Regions from separate parts of the Homo sapiens genome. Here region 1 is linked to region 2. Evidence: chromatin contacts called from ENCODE Hi-C or POLR2A ChIA-PET data. All regions are on one chromosome and are shown on one strand. Each heading gives the region's core, a stretch centred on a gene start or an enhancer-like site at or near the end of the contact. The rest is flanking DNA. Distances are from core to core; before and after follow the strand shown. Region 1 has its middle 180 kb from the start of GRIN2B. Region 2 holds the start of H4C16 (H4 histone 16).

What was found. Hi-C counts contacts between places; a loop is a spot of excess contacts on that map. ChIA-PET counts read pairs that join two places held with the same protein, here RNA polymerase II (POLR2A). Pooled maps may share reads with other maps.
Region 1: a map of OCI-LY7 shows a loop between it and region 2 (4-fold over the local background). The contact joins the enhancer-like site here to the promoter of H4C16 in region 2. A Hi-C loop is called at or near these places in 1 of 168 maps with a recorded cell type or tissue (OCI-LY7), 5 of 37 single-sample maps with no recorded cell type and 6 of 50 pooled maps. POLR2A ChIA-PET finds 5 or more read pairs at or near these places in 3 of 52 experiments (A549, OCI-LY7 and activated B cell).

Annotation. Positions count from the first base shown.
Region 1 is chr12:14,155,828-14,158,527 of GRCh38, reverse strand. No RefSeq gene overlaps it. Among named protein-coding and RNA genes, the nearest start is that of GRIN2B, 180 kb to the right of the region's middle. Within about 2 kb of position 1,252, at least 2 of the 41 ENCODE cell types and tissues checked have a DNase peak (open chromatin) inside an H3K27ac peak, as active enhancers do; they include OCI-LY7, where a contact is called at or near this core.
Region 2 is chr12:14,769,571-14,772,435 of GRCh38, reverse strand. It overlaps H4C16 (H4 histone 16), which reads left to right and starts at 1,305. Exons shown (of 1, transcript NM_175054.2): 1 at 1,305-1,716. The coding sequence starts at 1,352. The coding sequence ends at 1,663. It overlaps LOC105369669, which reads left to right and starts at 1,779. Exons shown (of 3, transcript XM_047429947.1): 1 at 1,779-2,536. The coding sequence starts at 2,283. RefSeq lists enhancers at 1,493-1,822, 1,487-2,083, 2,084-2,679.

The DNA of each region.
Region 1 (2,700 bases), core at 3-2,502, 610 kb after region 2:
GCCATCCTGGCCAACATGGTGAAACCCCATCTCTACTAAAAAATACACAAATTAGCTGGGGATAGTGTCACGTGCCTGTAGTCCCAGTTATTCGGGAAGCTGAGGCAGGAGAATCGCTTGAACCCAGGAGGTGGAGGTTGCAGTGAGCCGAGATCACGCCACTGCACTCCAGCTTGCTGACAGAGCAAGACTCCATCTCAAAAAAGAAAGAAGAAAAAAGAAAAACGGAAAAAGAAATATATTTTTCGCAGTTCTGGAGGCTGGGAAGTCCAAGACCAAGTTGCTGGCAGATTTGGTAGAAAGTAGAATTGCTCTGAGAATGTATTCAATAAAGAGTTTTAAATTTAGTAAAGGAGAAACAAGCAGAAAATTTGAATATTAAAATAAGACAGTTGCTTTTGGTGACGAATTACTTTGTATATACTGGTTAAACATTTTTGAGAGAGTGGAGATTCTACTTTCTACAGTAGCAACACAAATAAGCTCAAATAACCTGCTTTATTAGATTTACCACAAATAACAACATATCTGCTCTATTTGGCCAGAATTGTAGGTTTGTTATCACAGCAATTTTCTTAGTGTTATATATTTTTCAGTGGATGTTTTCCAACATGTTCTTGGGTTCACATTATAGTACAACATTACTCAGTTTATAAGCAAATTGAGAATTAATTATCTACATTTTATTTAAACAACAGTCTTGTAGATGTGTAGTATGAGTTACAGTAGCCAAGACAGCAAATCCTACAACATTCTGTTGTCTCATTAATTACCAGACATCATCTATACGTAACACCAAACAAATCTCTCAGATTTGATGTCTGGTAAAATTTCTCTCTCTGCTTTCAAGATGGTGCCCTGTTGCTGCATCTTTTGATGAGGACAAACTCTATGTCCTCACATAGCAGAAGAGAAGAAGGGGCAAACTCACTTCCTCAAGCCCTTTTGTAAGCACAAAATCTCATTCATAAAGGTGAAGTCCTTATGACTTAATCACCCTCCGATGGCCCCACTTTCTAATACCATCACCTTGTGTATTAGCTGCTAACATATGAATTTTGGAGGGATGCATACATTCAAATCATAACAAACATCTGTCTGATGCTTAATTCAAAGCTCTCTCACTCCTCTCTCCAGTTCAGGTTTCAGGGGCCTAGAGGAAGGGAGTGAACCCTCTTTAATTATCAGGCCCAGTGAAGCATTGAATTGTGACAGTGTGTGACAGCAGTCATGTTTCACTTCCCTTTGAGCTAAATCATTTCATCTTAAAGCCACCTGCTCTGTGGGCTCTAGAGTAACTGATGCCAAGTAGCCATAAAATGCATTGCACTGGACATCATAACTCATACACTGTAGTTCAACAACGTAAAGCCAATCACTAACCAATGTTAATTCCATAAATCAGTGAGAATTCCTGTCTAACAACTTTGTATCTGCCCACTCCTTCTCCCCTTTTGCCTTTAAAAACCTGCTTGTAACAAAGACTAAATAGAAGCACTCCTCAAGGCAGCTTAAATGTGTGTCCCAGGTAGCCATCCTCAACCTTGGCGCAAATAAACTCTCTATGTTAATTGTGCCTTTATTTCTTTCTTTAGGTCAACAGGGTGGCTGTCATCACCTGCTCTTTCCATCTCCCTCCTTCCTCCATTGCTTACCTCCCTGAGACTGAGTCAGGAACAAGGCTGAGGGATGCAGATGGTGGCACCTCCCCACGTTTCTTTTAATCATTCTCACTGTCTGGCTGGTTGCTTGAAGGGTAGTGGTTTGCCACTGGTAGTACTGGGAATGACTTTAGATGCTCCTGATAAGGCTCCATCCCAGGTGCTCTGTTGGCATTGGTATTGAGGACATCTGTCCTCCAAGGTTCCCTACTGAGGGTCTGCAGCAAATTGTAGAATCCATCTTCTGCATGCCTCAGGAAACAGAGACCCAAGGGAATCATCTGTGCCCCTCCCCCATCGAGCTATACCCCTGAGTCCTGCTCCTTGGTGCTCCTTCTCTTGCTCTGGGGCAGGTCAGCAAGCCCAGTGGCCTTAGGCGGTGGCTTCTTCTCCTCCTCCTCCTCCTTCTCCTTCTTTTTCTTCCTCCTCTTCCTCCTCCTCTTCTTCCTCTTCCTCCTCCTCCTCCTTCTTCCTATATGTTTGCATTATTTAATTTTTAAATTTTAACTTTTATTTTAAATGTGGAGGGTGCATGTGCAGGTTTGAACCCAGGTTGTGAGCATAGTAGCCAATAGGTAGTTTTTCAACTCACACACCACTCTTCCCTTGCCTCCCCTCTCTAGTAGTCCACAGTGTCCATGTTTGTCCGTGTGTGCTCAATGTTTAGTTCCCACCAATAAGTGAGAACAAGTGGTATTTGGTTTTCTGTTCCTGCATTAATTCACTCAGGATAATGACCTCCAGCTCCAACCATGTTGCTGCAAAGGACATGATTTCATTCTTTTTCATGGCTGTGTAGTATTCATTCCATGGTGTATATGTACCACATTTTCTTTATCTGATCCACCATTGATGGGCACCTAGGTTGATTCCATGTCTTTGCTATTGTGAATAGCACAGTGATGAACATACCAGTGCATGTGTCCTTTGGTGTAATGATCTACTTTTCTTTGGGTATATACCCAGTAATGGGGTTGTGGGGTCAGATGGTATCTCTGTTTTAAGTTCTTTGAGAAATCTCCGAACTGCTTTCTATAGT
Region 2 (2,865 bases), core at 56-2,555:
CTCTTCAAGATCTGATAGACTTTTCCTCTTCCCTCTGAGTCAAATATTAAAATCATGAGTGAAGTTCGACCATTCAGGACTTTTTCCAGCCATTCAAGACAGTGTTCCAACTCTTTTATCTTTAACAAAAAGTAAAAGAAAAATAAATACCTTTTGGGTTATGAAGATGGGCATGGATTGAAACAAATGTAAACTATAGGCATTTATAAATATAACAAAATTTTACCATAAAGTCTTCCTGCTGTAAAGGCTTATCTTCAAGACCAGGGACAAAGAAGCCCCACTTACTAAAATTCATTGCTCAGAATCCTAATTAACTACCTGGGAAAGACTTATGACTCATCCTCTAAATAACAGCTGCTTTTTAACACAGTAAAACCTTTAGAGAAGACAGGGTCCTGACACCTTTGAAGAGCGGTGACACCTTACAGAAACTTTCGTTTTTGTTCAGGGATTCTCTTGAGAAAGGAAGGGATTCAGAACCTCCTGAGGGGATTTGCAGTAGAAATCATTATTCCAAGTCATGATTGTGGCATCCATTGTTTTACAAGAACTTTGAATTTTTAAGTGGAAAATGTGAGATGAGAACCTGAGATTTGAATGACATAAGACATTGACAATATTTCAACTAAATAACCACAGGAAGTTACTTGGTTGAAAAGCACACAGGCTCTTGCAGGGCAGGAAAACCTGCAAATTGCGCAGAAGCAGCTGAAAGGGGAATGGCGGGGGTCGGGGGGAGGTGGGGGTGGAGTGTAGGTGGGGGACGGGAAGCTGCACTTTCTTTTTTCAATTGAAAGAATTTTAATTATCTGCAGGGCCGTAAAAGAGAAAAAAGTCCTCTCCCCCTACTATGTCTTCAGAAGACCCACGTGTGAAAAATTTTAAATTTTAAGTAATTGCTTTGAAATCTCGGATGTAAAGCTTTTCAGGTTTTTATAGAGTTTCATAGTAAGTCAGGAATTCCGTTTGAAAAAACAGAAGGAGGGAGGGACAGAACAAGGAACGTGCATAGGATCTGGCCTACTTTTATTTAAGCGCTGAGAAAAGGCAATATAAATTCTTTTAGCTCATACTGTTTTAACTTTAAAACGTATCACCATGAACCTTTCTCCAAACATCAGAAAAAATTTTCCCAAAAGAGCAAACAACAAAAAAATCAGGCTGGTTTCGCTGACTGCTTCCTGGACTTAACAACTATAGCATGTCTCCAGAGGTGGGGCCTAGAGCTCCGCCCACTTTTTTGATGTTTTCAAACAGGTCCGCATCGAGAGACTATAAGCCCTGGTCTGCGACTGGCAATCACAGTGGGCAGCCCGATTTTCTGCTGAGTAGGCGCTGTGATTTCAGAATGTCTGGGCGAGGTAAAGGTGGCAAGGGGCTGGGTAAGGGAGGCGCCAAGCGCCACCGGAAGGTGCTGCGGGACAATATCCAAGGCATTACAAAGCCGGCGATTCGCCGTCTCGCCCGACGTGGGGGCGTCAAGCGCATTTCTGGTCTCATCTACGAGGAGACCCGGGGAGTCCTCAAAGTCTTCCTGGAGAACGTGATCCGTGACGCGGTGACTTACACGGAGCACGCCAAGCGCAAGACCGTCACGGCCATGGATGTGGTGTACGCGCTGAAACGCCAGGGTCGCACCCTTTATGGTTTCGGCGGTTGAGCTGTCCCCACAGCTTCTCTACAGACTCCAAAAGGCCCTTTTCAGGGCCCCCAAACTGTCACAGAAAGAGCTGTTAACACTTCCTAGATAACGGGTAAATATCAACCCTTTGATGTCGCCTTCCGGATACCGGAAATGGGATATTCGCGGCCCGAGCATCTGCTCGGGATTAGACTTGGCGGGCACGGGGAGAACTAGACCTCAAGGAGGGGGTTCCGCCTGTGCTTAGGTACGACCCTGGAGGTGCCGCGCAACGCAGTAGTGACCTCCCAAAATCCAGACACCGGATTTTGTTTAGAAGAGTGCTTGTACAAAGCCCTAGTGTTAGAACTGGTCATGGTCTTCTAAGCGGCCGAGTCGTTGGCCCATAAGCACGTATCGGATGGCTTCCATGTAAATCAGGGCTTAGGTGACTTCCTGCTGGCCTTCAGGGGTGAGCGTCACGCGTCAAGGGCGGTTCGTGCGTGTGCAGGGCTTGCTAAGTCGCAGGAAATGGGAGGTCGCAGCACGCCGCTACCTGCAAGCCCGAAAGCTGAATGCAGCTCTAGTGTGGCGCGTAGTCTTACTGGGTACTATTTTACTTAATCGCTGACGTTGAGTGAGAGGTGACCAAGCTCAGATGCTGAGATTAAGGCGGCCGGGCGAAACTCGCGACACCCTGCGATTCCCTCTTAGCCAGCTGCGTAAAGTTGCCTACGCCAAGCGGGTAGCGTCCTGCTCGGCCACCTGGCGGCGGGCGTGGAGTTGGCAGGCAGGCAGTGGGGGTCACGCCGGCATGAAAGGCCAGATCACCTGCAGGTCGCCAAGTTGCCGGGAATCCCCCGCTCCGAGCAGTGTCATGCCCATCACAAATAACCCTATCGCAGCCGGGAGGTAAGCCCTGGCTTCCGAGTAAAGGCCCTGTTCAGAGCAGCCTGGGGGTCTAGAAGGGAAACGGGTGGCGGGTTAGGTTCTAATAAGTTCAGTGAGAATGTAAGAGAGACAGCTGTGGGATTACCAAGCGCGTGGTCCTACCCGGTACTCCCGGGGTGTAGTGAGGGTCTTGGAGAAAGGTGGGGCTGGTGCTACCAGTTAAGCGCACTTTCCAGTAGGCGAGGGTAGGGGGCGGAAGACCTGGTGATCAGCCTGCGTCCAGGCCGTAGGGGTCGCCCCGGCCTCCGGTAAAGCTCCGTATAACAGCCTCGCTCTACTCCTGGCTCTGT